Linked DNA regions of Homo sapiens: region 1 is linked to region 2. Evidence: chromatin loops called from intact Hi-C (ENCODE). Cell type or tissue: gastrocnemius medialis. All regions are shown on one strand.

Evidence for each region. Peaks named below come from ENCODE experiments on the same cell type or tissue, not always from the same donor. Only the 100,000 strongest peaks of a DNase experiment are listed, where the experiment ranks them.
Region 1: it touches region 2 in a loop (5-fold over the local background); 2 of 110 quality-filtered maps call a loop at or near these places.

What each region holds. Positions count from the first base shown.
Region 1 is chrX:24,690,580-24,698,579 of GRCh38, forward strand. POLA1 (DNA polymerase alpha 1, catalytic subunit) reads left to right here and starts at 3,339. Exons shown (of 37, transcript NM_001330360.2): 1 at 3,339-3,425. The coding sequence starts at 3,383. RefSeq lists enhancers at 1,308-1,808, 3,511-3,600 and a silencer at 3,161-3,320. In gastrocnemius medialis, no CTCF peak of the experiment used is centred here; a DNase peak (open chromatin) is centred at 3,142; H3K4me3 peaks cover 1,363 bases; H3K27ac peaks cover 1,445 bases.
Region 2 is chrX:23,903,384-23,911,383 of GRCh38, forward strand. APOO (apolipoprotein O) reads right to left here and starts at 4,555. Exons shown (of 9, transcript NM_024122.5): 1 at 4,311-4,555. The coding sequence starts at 4,319. CXorf58 (chromosome X open reading frame 58) reads left to right here and starts at 4,623. Exons shown (of 9, transcript NM_152761.3): 1 at 4,623-4,946; 2 at 6,900-7,035. The coding sequence starts at 6,920. RefSeq lists a silencer at 3,955-4,124 and an enhancer at 4,305-4,514. In gastrocnemius medialis, a CTCF peak has its summit at 4,744 (motif pointing right); DNase peaks (open chromatin) are centred at 4,348 and 4,668; H3K4me3 peaks cover 1,739 bases; H3K27ac peaks cover 3,058 bases.

The DNA.
Region 1 (8,000 bases), 790 kb after region 2:
ACCCAATGTGTAGTCTTTTATCCCTCACCTCCTTCTCACCTTTCCCAGAGTCCCCATTGTATCATTCTTATGATACAATGAGTCCATTGTATCATTCGTATGCCTTCGGATACTTGTAGCTTAGTTCCCACTTACGAGTAACACACAATGTTTGGCTTTCCATTCCTGAGTTACTTCACTTAGAATAATGGTCTCCAATTCCATCCAGGTTGCTGCGAATGTCTTTATTTCATTCCTTTTTACTGCTGAGTAGTATTCCATGGTGTGTGTGTGTGTGTGTGTGTGTGTGTGTGTGTGTGTGAGATATATACACACACACATATGTATATATACACATATCTCACTTTTTTTAACCTACTTGTTGATTAATGGGCATTTGGGCTGGTTCCATATATTTGCAATTATAAATTGTGCTGCTGTAAACATGCGCGTGCAAGTATCTATCATGTATAATGACTTCTTTTCCTCTGGGTAGATACCCAGGAGTGGGATTGCTGGATCAAATGGTAGATCTACAAAAGTAAGATATTTTAGCTGCAATCAGATATGACTACTTTCCACTTGGTGGTTTGCTGGTAAACCTTAAAAAAATAAAAAGCTCTGATTTGTACCACTTGCCAATTTCCAGGGTGTAAATATTCCCACCATGACTGATTTCAAGCTACCAACAGTTTAACATGGAGATTACAAAATACTGGAATATTTAACAATCAGCTCTTGAGAACCTCCAACTGTCCCTCTGATACACTTCGCTTCTTGCATAGTAGCAGTGAAATAGGCATAGGCATTTTGGGATTCCACTATGGGGAAATGGAGTTGATATTGCATTTAGTTTGGGCTTATTTCTTCTATTTATGTGGGTCGAAGGCACTTAACCCACATATATACTTAAGCCATATATACTTAAGTTATTGATAGACTTTTTTTTTTTTTTGAGACAGAGTCTCACTCTGTCACCCAGGCTGGAGTGCACTGGCACAATCTCGGCTCACTGCAACCTCTGCCTCCCGGGTTCAAGCTATTCTTCTGCCTCAGCCTCCCAAGTAGCTGGGACTACAGGCGCCTGTCACCACACCCGGCTAATTTTTGTATTTTTGGTAGAGATGGGGTTTCATCATATTGGTCAGGTTGGTCTTGAACTCCTGACCTCATGATCTGTCAGCTTCGGCCTGCCAAAGTGCTGGGATTACTGGCGTGAGCCACAGCGCCGGGCTGTTATTCATAGACTTCTTGGTGTAGGAATAGCTTCCAGGAATATTTCTACCCCAGTGTGATGACTTACCAGGAGTTTTGAACTGAAAGTGTAGGGCCAGAAGACATATCATGGTATGAAAGTGTCTGGCCTGGCATGGTGGCTCACACCTGTAATCCCAGCACTTTGGGAGGCTGAGATGAGTGGATCACCTGAGGTCAGGAGTTCAAGACCAGCCTGGACAACATGGTGAAACCCCATCTCTACTAAAAATACAAAAATTAGCCAGGTGTGGTGGCGGGCGCCTGTAATCCCAGCTACTCGGGAGGCTGAGGCAGTAGAGTCGCTTGAACCTGGGAGGTGGAGGTTGCAGTGAGCCGAGATGGTGCCACTGCATTCCAGCCTGGATGACAGAGCGAGACTCCATCTCAAAAAGAGAAAGTGTCCTACAGGTCTTTTCCCACAAAGTATGTGGGTCATTGTCTCAGTCTGTTCAGGCTGCTATAACAAAATACCACAAACTGGGTGGCTAATAAACAACAGGAATTTATTTTTCACAGTGCTGTAGGCTGGGAATTCCAAGATCAAGGTGCCGGCAGATTCAGTGTTTGGGGTAGGCCCACTTTTTGGTCCATAGATGGTGCCTTATTGCTCTGTTCTCACATGGAAGAAGGGGCAAGGCAGCTCTCTGGAGCCTCTTTTCCGAGGGCACTAATCCTATTCATGAGGGAGGGTTCCTGCTGATGACCTAATCACCTCCCAGAGGCCCTACCTCCTAACACCACCACACTGGTGATTAGGTTTCAACGCATACATTTTATGTGGAGAGAAACATTCAGACCACAGCAGTAGTGAAAGAGAAAAGAGGTTTGAAATGCCTAGAGTTATACCCGGGCATGTGGGAAGTAATCAGCTGTGAAATTGTTAAGGTAAGGATTTGGTTCTTATTAATGACTAGCCAACATGGTTCTCTCCTGGTTGGAAAAAGCTTGATAATAAAACTATAAAACTTCCATCAGTTTTTAAAAGGGAAGTGTAGGAATAAATCTGTCGTAGTACTTTAAATAGGAAGTTATGTCTAAGTGTAAATTACTACATGTTATGTATCACAACATATGGATCACATAACATGATATTAAATGATTATGAAGCTGAAAGACATTTTCTAAACAATCAGAAATTAAGAAACAAGTATTGATCAACCATGCTAGAAGACAGATTGAATTATCTTTATATCCTCTTTGGAGAAAATATTACAAAATTGTTGTCACATGAAGAAGGGATCAATAAGCATGTGGGCAATAATGTAGGAAAAAATACAAATGTGTGGCAGGCATTATTTAATAAAAATGTTATACCTTTTTGGAAAGAGATAACATGAGATGTACACATTACAGCCATTGTATCATACACAAAAATTGAATACCCTTTTTGTTTTTCATAACATTGAAATTTTGGAGTTCACGTCAGGTGTTTTGTAGATTGTCCTACATTTTGAATACATCTGATTGTTTCTTCATGGTTAGATTCAGGTTAGACATTTTTTGCAAGAAGACCATATAGGCGAAGTTTTTCCTTTTTCATACGCATTACATCAGGAGGCATATGAGATCAGATGGCCATTTATTGGTAATGCTACTTCTGGTTATTTGGTTAAGACGGAGCATATATCTTTAAGTTGTTAATCACACAGCCACTGTATCCAGACTGCTGAGAAGCAAACTATCAGGCAAAATTCAGGGCGCGCAGCAGGAGGCAGTCGCTTTCCCGGCTCTGGGGAAAACGATCCAACCACGCCCACTCTCCTGCCCGCCCGCGCCTCCTTTCCGGGAAAATGGGCTCTGAGAACCAGAGCGCCCTTTCTCCCACGCGCCCAAATCTTTTCCCATCAGCATGCGTGCGCTTGCGCAGTCTCCAGGCGGCTCCTTTCCAGCGCCCGACCGCTTCTTTCTCCTGCTCTCCTCCGGCTTCCCCTCAGCTCTAGCTTTTCCCTAAGGGGTCATCACAGGGCGCCAAACGCGCGTCCGCGGGAAGGCCGGGGGCGGAGCGCGGCGCGGCGCGGCACGTCAGTGGCCTTCCGGCCGGAAGTCCGCAGCCTCCCGAGCCGCTGATTGGCTTTCAGGCTGGCGCCTGTCTCGGCCCCCGCGCCAGTTTTGGGCTGGTTGGCGCGGAATCGGGAGATTCGGGACCATGGCACCTGTGCACGGCGACGACTGTGAGATAGGGGCGAGTGGTGAGGGACAATTCCGCGCGCGGGGCTCCGGGTTGGGACAGTGGCATGATTGCCGGTGGTGGGGGTTCTGAGGGAGGCGCACACCCGGGTTTGTTTGGGCGCAGACCTTGGTCGTCCCCGGCGGGGGCCCTTCTGGCGTCGGACCGGGCTTCCTTTAGGCGCGGTTTGCTCTTGGAGGACCAGAGCCTGGAGGGATTTTTGTTTGGGAGGCTGTCTCACCTCTGCCACTGAGAGTCTCCACAGTCGATTGCGTTTCTATTTCTTTTGGTGAGTTGCACCCACGTGCTGGGTATAACTTTATTGAGACTGGCCCCGTGGGGCCGAAAGTATTTCACTGCGATCTCCCTAAGTATCCACTTGAAGGCTTGAACAGAACAGATCTGTGTCCCTTTTTGTAGGAACTTCCAGGAAAATTTTATACATTGTAACTAAGCAGGAAAGAAAGCTCTAAGTGCTGTCATCGGGGAATAACGCGTTTTGTATTTTTAGGTAATGGGTTTCTACTTTATGCATTAACAATTTTTCTTTCAGATTCTTTGGAAAGTTCTTCAAGTGCTGCGTAGAAATCCTGTTCACAATCTAGTCATTCCTGGTGAAGTTTCAAAAAAATGGCATCAATTTAGGGCATTTCGGATCCCCTGTATATCACTCCGTTTGTCAGGGGTGTCTTTTATTTCCAAAAATAGAATACAAAAATGCAAATAGATTTGTCTGATTTTTTAAGTGTTCAACTAAAGCGTGACTTCAGTTAACTTCTAACTTAAAATCAGATGCTTCACTTTGTTAGCTCAAGCGTCACCTCTCCTGTCATTCAGATACATCACCATTAATGAGAACTCGCTTCCTAATCAGCTTCCTTTGCATTCACCTAGTTGTGAGTCACAGATTTCAATTTGTTCTAGCCGTTCGTTTTTTAAGACTATTTTGGAGAGTCGACCTGCCTGGATTACAGATAGGATGTTGGGTGTAAGTATGTGAACGAACAGTCTTTGCAGGCCTCTATCAGTGATTTGCCACTAAGCCCTTTCTTCATCCTAAAAACTACGTCATCTATGAACATCAGGAAATCACTTTGGAGGATACTGTGCAATCTTGAGACTCCTCTTAGGTCATGGTGTTCATTAAGTAGTTGCTGGGGACTTGTGACTGGAATTTTTCCTTTAGAGCAGACTGAAGGATTGTTACCTGAAAGACTGCTGTAAGCTAGTGTCTGTCTGCTTTTGGGGAGGATAGAGATACTCCAGATGGTAATTTTGAAACAAATATTTAAACCTTTGTAGCTGGATTTTTTTCATGCTTATTCTTTTTTTGCTAAGTTACCTACGTGAAGCATTGGAGACATACTCCAAAAAACAAAATGTAGGCTTTTTTTTTTCTTCAGTATTAGCAGGCAGGGCACCTTGATAATGGCAGTGAAAAGTTGAAAGGTCTGTAACTAGCTGTTACTATATATGAAAAAAGATCAGGGAATTTTTATTTATTTATTTATTTTTGAGACAAAGCTTCCCTCTTGTTGCCCAGACTGGAGTGCAGTGACGTGATCTCAGCTGGCTGCAACCTCTGCCTCCTGGGTTCAAGCAGTTCTGCCTCAGCCTCCCGAGTTGCTGGGATTACAGGTGCCCACCACCACACCGGCTAATTTTTTGTATTTTCAGTAGAGACAGGGTTTCACCATGTTGGCCAGGCTGGTCTTGAACTCCTGATGTCAGGTGATCCACCTGTCTCTTCCTCCCAAAGTGATGAGATTACAGGCATGAGCCACTGCGCCCGGCCAGGGAAAGTTTAATGATCAAAAAAGCAGGTACAGTGGTTCATTCATTGGTTCATTCAGCAAATATTTATTATATACCTACTAGGTATAAGCCTTCTGCCAGGCTCTGGCATTATGATGGTGGGTAGGCTGGACATGGTTTGTCTTCATGAAGTACAGATGGTAAACATCTAATCATATGCAGAAAACGGCTTTGCTTTGTTTTTGCCTTCTAAAGCTAGACCTTGGTACTCTTAGGTATGGTGTGTGTGGGGTATGTGGATGTGTGTTTGACTTCACACGCGGAAGCGTTACATGAGCCGCTCCTATATTGCTAAGTGCAAAGTAAGATAGGCATCTTCATGTAATCCTTAACAGATTTTGAAGCAGACATGATTATCCCCATTTCACAGATGTGGACCCTGAGGCTCTGCATCAGTCAGAGCCCCTATCTGTAAGCTGCAGGAACCAACTCTACCAGATTGGTTAGAATTTGTTAGAAGAATATTGTGTTCACAGAAACTCCAGGAGGACTAGTAAGCCAGTCTGGGAGCTGTTTAGCCAGGAACAGTGAGTGAAATTGTGCCACAAAAATGGGCCAGTGAGGAGGTCATTGCCAACCACGAGCAAGTACTTGATGCTATAGCTCATACCTTAGGACATTGCTGACATTGTTGCCGGTTTTGTAATCCTTCTGCAGCTGTTGCTACTTGTAGAATCTTTTAAAACCCATGCCCCCTTCCTTGTGACACTAGCTTCTGATTTAATGTCTGAGCAGGTGTTCCTAATCGGTAGCGCCTATTTTATATGCCCATGCTCTAGGCTGCAAGGGTGTCTGGGAAAGAGCATCAACCTTTTCAGCTTCTGTAATGGGGCATAGGCTCTGCGTCTCATCAAGACTTATAAGGGATGGGGGCCGGATTTCACAAACAGTTTCAGATGCTAGGCTGCTTTAAATAACAAGACACCTGTCTGCTGCTTAACTGGTTAACCGGTGTTCTCATGTCACCCAGTAAATGGCAGAGCTGGAATGTGCTGCTTCTCCCTAACCTGGTTCTCCTACTCACTCTACACTCCCTTGTCGAATTTACCTTGCACACTGAGTTCTCTCAGTTTCTGAATACACTATGCATTTTCATCCCTTTGTAATTTGGCTCATGCCTCTTCTTTTGCTTGTGCCACTTTTTACTTTGTTCTCTGTGAAATTTGACTCCTTTTTCTAGGCCTGTATTGGAAACCTCTCCTGTGAAGCCTTCCTTGATTTTCCAGGCAAAATTAACAGCTCTCTCCTCTGTACATTTCCTCAGTACTGAGTTCTTACCTTTTCTATGGCACCATGTTTATATTGTGATGGTAATTTCAGGTACTTTGCTTTACTTGACTGGGGGCCTCTTTTGGACAGGCAGCTCTGTCTTATTTGTGATTGTACCCTAAACCCTGTGTAGTGGAACATTGTTGCCTGTGTAGTGGGACGTTGCCTGTGTAGTGGAACATTGTTGCCTGTGTAGTGGAACATTGTTGCCTATGGAGTAAGTGCATTTGAAGACCTACAGATGTCAGGCATCAAGGGAGTCTTGAGGGGAATCGCTTTTCACTTTCAGGGGTCATGTTCAGTAATCTTCAAAGCCTTTTCATGTAGGCCTGTTCACGATTTTTGAAATCATTTGAGTGACATCCAAGTTTTTGTGGCTGTCATCATTAAGTACCTTTATTCCTTAATTTTTACTTAATGTCTTTCTGAAAATGGATTTAAAAGTCAAATGTGAAAGTCAAACAATAGAGTGTGATATTATAAAGAGAGATTCCATTTCTAGAAAGCTAGAAAAAAATAAGATCTCTAATTATGCCTTACCTTTAGGCTATAGTTTCCAGCAGTTTATTGCCAGCATTTGGTACATGTTCTTTAAATTGTATCTTCTATTTCAGTCAAACACTTAGTCAAGCAGCTTAATGTTGTTATGAACATTCTAGTGGGGTTGGAGTTTTAGGCTGCCTCTTATCCATACTTCTTTTCTTTGCCTGCTCCTTTTTATAAATTAATTAGCACCAAACACAGTAAAATACTAGATTTCACAGACATAGATGGCAATCATGCTGAGCCTAAACTCGTAGTTGACAGGCAGCACTGTTATGCTTGACTTAGTTTTTCATCAGTGGGTATGTGAAAGTCTTTAATTCTGTGGATGAATTTTTTTTTTTTTTTTTGAGATAGAGTCTCGCTCTGTCACCCAGGCTGGAGTGCAGTGGTGCAATCTCGGCTCACTGCAACCTCCATCTCCTGGGTTTAAGGGATTCTCCTGCCTCAGCCTCCTAAGCAGTTGGGATTACAGGTGCCTGCCATCACACCCAGCTAATTTTTGTATTTTTAGTAGAGTTGGGGTTTCACCATGTTGGTCAGGCTGGTCTCAAACTCCTGACCTCAGGTGATCCACCCACCTCAGCCTCCCAAAGTGCTGGGATTACAGGCGTGAGCCACTGCATCCGCTTGAATTTTTTTCAGTGTGTGTGTGGAACGGTCAGTTTATGATGATCGGAGCATGAATAATTCAAAAGTTGAATGAATAAACGCTGAAGTCCTCTGATATTTCAGTAATTTTTGACAAACCATTTAAGTCCCTGTAGTTGTTTTAGTAATGTCCTGTGTCATAACCAACTGAGGCCTTGAAATAAGTGATATACCAATAATCCCCTCAGAGCCATCTTTGTTAAATTTCTCCAGCCCTCAATCTGTTCCTTCTTTGAATTTCCGGGTGCTTTGGCTGAATCTCTTTTAAGGCATTTATTATCTCTAAATATTGTTTAGAGCCAGTTGCTACTTGTCTCCC
Region 2 (8,000 bases):
AATGGAGCATTTGAGGCCGCATCCCAGACCTACTGAATTGGAATCCATTTTAACAAGAGTCACATGCCCATTAAAGTTTGACAAGCACTGGTTCTCAACTACTAGACCTAACATCACCATTTTATGACAAATATTTTCTGACACTCTTCTGGTATCCTGAAATAAAATTCATCACTAAGTTACATGCATAAGTCCAAAAAGTAAATCAGTATACTCTGATGGTAGCATAAAGGTGAATAAAAAGGAAAGATTTATGTGAATTATATTTCAGTATGTAAATGTTCAACACAACTAAAGACATAAAGAACAACCCCATTTTCAGTTATAATTTTTGCAAAGTTAAAAACGAAAAAAGAAAAAAAGAACAACCCCACAAGTTTCCAAAACATACCATTCTGTTGAGTCGTACCATTCTATGGAGAACCACTGGTCTACAATCTCTCGCACCTTTCTTTTCCTTCCATCTCTCGGGTGGGAATATCTCTCCCTTGCACAGCTGAGGTATTCTCTCTAGAATCTTGACTGAACATATCCTTCTAGTTACCAAATTCTCTCTCCTTCCCTTGATAGTCAAGCTTATCAACCATCATAGTGTCCACTTACTTGGCCCTCAGTCACCAACCCAGGTTAATCTACCCTTCACTTCCATCAGTAAACCTAAAGTATAAGGATCATGAAAGCTTTCCAAAGTGCCCAAATCAGTGAACACGACTCATGATATGTAACTAACTCATATCTCATCTAGCTTATATCTCCGTCATGGACATTGTTGGTTGCATATCCAGTCTCTATTCTCCCTCTTCCTTCCTAAAAGAACTCCATTGTGTTCATGAATGCATTCCTCTCCCCTGTGATTAAGTGACGCCACCCTGGGTTGATCCTGTTTAGTCTAAGCCAATCAGATCATGGCATTCCTCTGACAACTGTTACAGGGTCAGACAACTGACCTAAGTTGGTCCAATCAGACTGAAGGACCAAGTGTGGGAGTTTTTTCTCTCTCCTCCTCCTCTTGCTCTAGAGAATGAGAAAGTGTGTATGTTACTAGTAGTCATCTTGCAACCCTAAAGGAAACCAACCTGACTGTGGAAACCCAAGAAGAGATGGGTCCTTGATGACACTGGTTTTTTTTTTTTTTTTTTTTTTGGGACGGAGTCTCGCTGTCTCCCAGGCTGGAGTTCAGTGGTGCGATCTCAGCTCACTGCAACCTCCGCCTCCCGGGTTCTTGCCATTCTCCTGCCTCAGCCTCCCGAGTAGCTGAGACTACAGGCACCCGCCAACACACCCGGCTAATTTTTTGTATTTTTAGTAGAGACAGGGTTTCACCATGTTAGCCAGGATGGTCTCGATCTCCTGACCTCGTGATCCGCCCGCCTCGGCCTCCCGAAGTGCTGGGATTACAGGCGTGAGCCACCGTGCCTGGCCTGACACTGTTGACCAACTGAATCAGAGCCTGGAATCCATTCTTCCTCTGGACTTTGTGAGAGAATTTTCCTTACTATTTAAGCAGTTGGGTTTTCCCAGCTGAAAGCATCCTAACATAGCCATTTCTCCTTGAAACTTTTCTCCCTCGATTTTCTAAACATCACTCTTTTCTGCTCCTACTTCTGCTTCTCAAGTCTGGCCTCCCCCTTTCCTCTGCCTACTCCTACATTTTGGTGTCCTCCAAGGTTTGTTGTGATCTTTTCTACCCAAAGTACATGTTCACCTGAAATAATCTCAGTTCAGTCGGGCGCGGTGGGTCACACCTGTAATCCCAGCACTTTGGGAGGCCAAGGCGGGCGAATCACGAGGTCAGGAGTTCGAGACCAGCCTGGCCAACACATGGTGAAACTCCGTCTTTATTAAAAATACAAAAAAATTAGCCAGGCGTGGTGGCGGGCGCCTGTAATCCTAGCTACTCAGAGGCTGAGGCAGGAGAATCACTTGAACCCAGGAGGCGGAGGCTGCAGTGAGCCAAGATCGCACCACTGCACTCCAGCCCGGACAACAGGGCCAGACTCTGTCTGAAAAAAATAATAATGATAACAATAATAATAATAATAATAATCTCAGCTCACTATGTCTTTCCCTTGACACATCAAAACTGAGCTTCCAGCACTTCCCCCAATGGAATACCACTGATGTTCCCCACCCCTTTTACCTGAAGAACTCCTACCTGTCTCAAAACTAAATTTAAGTGTCCCGTCTGTGAAGCCTTCTCTGAAGTCCCCAGGGGTTCCTTACCTTTTTTTCTGCCGTGGACCTCTTTGGCCGTCAGTGAGTCCTATAGACTCCTTCTCAAAATAATGCTTCTAATTGCATACAAAAAAGTCCCAACTATATTGAAATAATCTTATTTTTTAAACTCAAATATCTGATATAAGCAGTATGTGCTTCTTTACTAGCCCACTAAACAAAAAGATCTAGCAGTGAGTCTTATAACTACCATAGTTCTGAAGTAGTAATGAGCATAAGTGATATTTTGACATCTGCAACAACTGTAATGTAATATGAAAATGTCTGTGACTTGTGCTGGTACTGTGACTTCTACTGGTAACAGGTACTGCTAATACTACTGTGATTTGTTACAGTAGGAACTTGTAAAATGAATGGCCCCCAGCGAAGTGCACCAACTCATATCTATGACCTTGTGTGGTTCCCCACCATATCAACTCTGGACTTGGCTACGTGACTTGTTTTGACATCAGCAAACATGATGCTGTGTTTGTGCCTTGGGACTTGCCCTCTTGGAAGTCAGTAACCAAGTGAGGAAGTCCAACCTAGGCACATGGAGGGGCACCAAGCCCCCAGACATGGGAGTGAAGCCAACTTTCAGTCAAGTCACCAGCAGAACTGCCCAGCCAACCCAGATTTTGAGAAACAATTCTTGTTTTAAGGCACTGGTTTGCAGTGATTTGTTACCCAACAATAGATAACTGAGACATTACCCATATGCGTAACTAAAGGAAGTGCTCAATTCCAATTGGAGATTGCTAAAAATAGTTATGTTTTTTCCCCATCAAAGTTCAGGGATCCTCTGAAATCTATGTGCAGATCCTTTGAGGAGCTGAGGGCCCCAGGTTAGGAACCCCTGGTTAAGCCAAGTGGATCCTGCTCTCCTTTTTACTACTTTACTACACTGTTGGTACACATATAGTTAAACTGGCCACAGCATATCTTTCCTTGTTGTAACCCTGAAATGGAGCTGAGCTCCTAGCACATAACAGGTGTTTAACACACAAATTTATCAAATGAATGTTGATTATAGGATCTGTCTTCCTGACTAAACTGTGAGCTGCCTGAAAACAGAGTAAGAGCAAATACTAGGCCTTTTCCAAGTGCTTTACACATACCAACTTACTCCTTATAACAACCCTATGAGGTAGATGTTATTACCCCAACTTCACCAAAGGAAGATAGGCACAGTGACTTGCCCAAGGTCACACAGCTAGAAAGTGGCAATGCCAGGACTAGAAGGCAGAATGCATGTTCTGATTTTACAGCCTTTATTAACGTACCCAAAGCACATTGCAGAGCTCAATAAAACTTTTAAATGAATAGTACAATTCTGAGATTTCATTAGCACTATTTTATGGGTACTATGCTTCTTGAAGACTCAATTTTGTAGATTAATTTCTGGTAGCCTGTGATTTTTTATGACAAAATACATATAATTTACTTTTTAAAAAGTAGAATAATGGCTTTATGCTAAAGTGCAGATTTTCGAAATTAAGTCTTCATCGTAAAAGTCGATTTTTTTCCAAAGGACACGAGTTCACAAAACGCAGGGAAGGGGGTCCACTGGCCCGTATTAAATAATGTTCCCTGAGGAGTGGAGCAAAGCTCCAGCTTCCCTCGTCACCCAGCCATCCCACCCCAGCCTCCCCCATACCCTGCACAGCTTCTCCTAAAATGACCCTCCCCCATCCACACATCAGGTTCTGAAACCTGACCCTGCCAGGCAACTAAAGCCGCGAACCCCACAGTGCCCTGAGCTGGCCTCACCCTACCCACGATCCCAAGAGGGTACTAGCCGAGGGGATGGGTACTTTGGGGGAAGGCACTTTAAATTTTCAAAGTGTTTAATTCACGAAAGCACAACCCAAAGGGCCGCCCCCACCCACCCGGGGGTCTCCCGCCTCCGCCCGGCAGCCGCTCATCCCCAGTAGACCAGTGAATGAACCGCGGGGCCGGGACGCAGCCGGCCCAGTGGCGGGAAAAGCCTCGGGGTGAGCCAGGCCTGGCTGCAGAGAGGCCCCAAGAGAGCGCGGGGAGGGCTCGGGCGGCCGGGAGGGGGCGGTGACAGCTGTGACTCGACTCCACGCTCTCACCTTGAACATGTCGCTGGCAGCGGAGGCTCCGGCAGGGTCACCCCGGCCTCGGCCACGCCCACTATAGAGAGGTGACTACGGAGGCCCGGTAGGGCCTTGATTTCTCCAACCGCAAGCAGGCAGCGGTGCGGGTGACGGCCGTACTGCAAACTCGGTGCGGCGAAGGTTTAGTTCAATCACCCGGTTCTAGAAGCCGCGTCGCTGAGCCGCAGCGCGTCGCGCCCGGGCAGCGGGTGAACGCAAACCCCGCCCTCCAGGAGGCTCCGCCCCTGCGCCGGCGGTTGCTAGGCGGCAAGAAAGCGCCGGCTCTGTGTGGACGGTACGCGGAGGCGCGAGGAGGGAGGCGCCTGGCGTTGCCGCGGCGCTGGGAAACTGTCTTTGCAGCGGCGACTGGGCGCCCAGCGGCGTGTACTGGGATTTCTGTGAGCAGAGGCTGCCGAGAGGGGGCGCTTGGAGGGCCACCGGCGGCTTCGAAAGCTTCGCAGCCGGAAGCCGCCGGTTGGCGGCCTGGATTTACCTTACGAAAGGTTTTAACCAAGGACTTGAGGTTTCTCAGGTTTTAAATTTAAACTAATATGCTGTGTCCTTTAATCGGAAAAGGCTCTGACCTTATTTTTTCCCGTTAAGAAACAAGCGGTAAGCCTCCTCTCTGGAAATCAAATGTTTGTCCCTTAATACTTGTAGAAGTAACTGATAATGGCAATAATTATCTTATTAACAAGAGTAAACAAGCACTGATACAGCACTTTGATATGCGCAGCCCTGATCTAAGTTCTTTATTCACATTCATCTAATCTTTCCAACAACGGAAGTAGGTGGGCATGATTATTATTCCCAATACATAGATGAAGAAACTGAGGCACGTAGAAGTAATTTGTACAAGACCACATAGGAAGTGGGAAGCTAGGATCCAAACCCATTAGTCTGCCTTTGAAACCTGTGTTCTAGCCAAAACAATTGTTGCACTGTCTCATAATGAGGATGTATTTCCTATTTCATTCTGTATTTCTGCCCTAATCCTATAAAAAGTGTAAGCCCCATCCAGGCGAGCATCTGGAAAAATTTAGAATTTGTACAGTGACGTGCCACTGCCCTCCAGCCAAAGACCACTAGGGGCACACCTGTAGTTGAAGAAATTGGGTTTCTCATTGCTGCAAGGAGAACGCACACGTAGGAACACAGTGACATATTTCAGTAAAAGAGTTAGATTTATTATAGGATTTGGGCTTTGGTTCGGTGATTTTGGGGCGAGTTCAAGGAAGCAGGAGCTTTGCTCTGGATCGGGTGTTGTTAGGAAGCAGTGGTAACACCAAGGCCCAGCTGTGACTGCCAGCCTTGGTGTTAGTTAAGCCCAGCTTAGCTCCCAGATGTTAAGGGCTGCTTTTCTCTTTCTTAAGAGGATTGTATATTCCAAGGCATCCCCAAGGAGAAATACTGAATAGACTCAGAAGGCTCTCTGCATCAGCAGTGTAACGTCACACATACATAAAAATGTGAAACATATTGATAAATTAGGGCAGAAGTTCTTAATTCAGGGGGTATGTGAACTTGTATGGGGGAAAAAATGACAACTTCATTTTCACTAACCTCTAACTGAACTTTGTTTCTTTCAATTATAGTGTAGATAACAAGCCACAGTAGTATTAACATTGATGACTTTGTCATCAATGGAAAGCACAGATATTTTCATGTTACATTGCAGTCATGTCAGGGATCTTGAAATATTTATGCTCGTTACTACAAAAATACAGTAGTTATTAGAGCTCATTTAATGCATTAAGAAGACACATTTACTATAATTTTGTTTTAAAAAATATTTTGATGATTTCAATATAATTGGAGCACCTTGTAATCCTATGTATTTTATGTTATGCGTTTTAAAACCAATTCTTAGAAGAGATCTGTCCATAGGGGTCCATGGCACCAAAAGAAATGATAAAGAGCCCCTGGTTTAGTAACAGAGACCAAGCAGTGAGTAAGAATTTGGGAGCTGCATCCAAATTGGAGCATTACTGCATCCAAACTCGTTGCTTTAAAGAATAGAAAGTTGGAGGTGGAATCAGAAATTTAGTGTATACCCTCTCACTTTACCAAGGAGGGAACTGAACCACTGAGAGGTTAAGTGACTTGCCCAAAGTCTCACTGCTATTTGGTGATAAAACTGGGACAAAACGTTTTTAGACAAACATGTAAAAACTCTCCACTGTGCTAGGCACTGAGGACTCTGTAGTTAACAAGATGCCTCCTGCCCTCAATGAGCTTGTTGGTAGACAGCTGGAGAGTGAGGAGATTGAATTATTGAGTTAAAAAGTTAACTCCAGGTGTAGTGTGGAAGATGAATAAGAGGAGAAAAAGACTGGAGACAGACCAGTTAGAAGGCTATGGATAGATTTACTTGTCTTTTCCATATACCATATAATATTTTTAGTACACAAAGAATGTAAACTGTAAGCAACTTTAAGAGATCCACAATGCCTTCCTTTTTAAAGGATTCAGAATTAGTACAACAATCATATGGCACTTGAGTCTTGTCCAAACAGTGTAATAGTATAAATTATGACCTCAAAGGGTTAATTTATGTACTTTCAGATTACTTCATTGGAGGGAAAATGAATCGTTCCTCAAATGTACCACGTAAAGGTATTCTGAAATCAGGTACAAGATCCTTACAAAAAGTTCGCAGAGTACATTTCGCAAATGCACGAAATGCAAGATCATTACTATCGTAAGTACCTGTGTTTTGCCTTGTGTTATCTTCCACAACTGTACAGTTTCCAAACAGTACTTATTCAGATAACTTCAAATGCTTCTTGTTTTGTAAATCAAAGTTTTTGTGTTTTAAAATTACTTTCAAATTGAGTAATTATAATTGCATTTTCTAATTTACAAAGCATATTAACACACATCTACTTGATCCTGATACAACCTTGTGAAACAATTTTTACATTTTATAAATGAAGTAGTAGCAACCGGGAGAAGGTAAGTGGCTTGCAGAAAGTTATCAGCTAATAAATGGCATCAGATAGGATTCAAAGGTTTGTTTCCACACTTCAGGCTTTTTCCTTTCTTTTTTTTTTTTTTTTTTTTTTTCAGACAGAGTCTCACTCTGCCACCCAGGCTGGAGTGCAGTGGTGCGATCTCGGCTCACTGCAACCTCTGTCTCCTGGGTTCAAGCGATTCTCCTGCCTCAGCCTTCCGAGTAGCTGGGATTACAGGCATGCACCACCACGCCTGGCTAATTTTTATATTTTCAGTAGAGACGGGGTTTCACCATATTGGCCAGGCTGGTCTCGATCTCCTGGCCTCAGGTGATCCCACCCGCCTCGGCCTCCCAAACTGCTGGAATTACAGGCGTGAGTCACTGTGTCTGGCCTAGCCTTTTCTTCTTTATATCTTGTAGCCTGCATTTTGCCAGCCAATGGGTAGCATTATGCAGGAGTACCTGTCTTTGTACATAGCGCTGTAAGGGGTAATGATGGGGTGAGAAGGTATGAAGGAGGAGACCCCTACAATCTGCCAGTGCTGGGATATGATCAAAAGTAGAATAATTCCGACTTGACCTGGATGAGCCTGGTTCAAGCAAAGATCAGAGAAGGAAGTTTCTTTTTCTAGGGCATAGTCATCCACCCCCAGAAGAGAACTGGGCCTCCTGTAACTTTGACTATTCCCCATTCCATTTTCATAGCACTT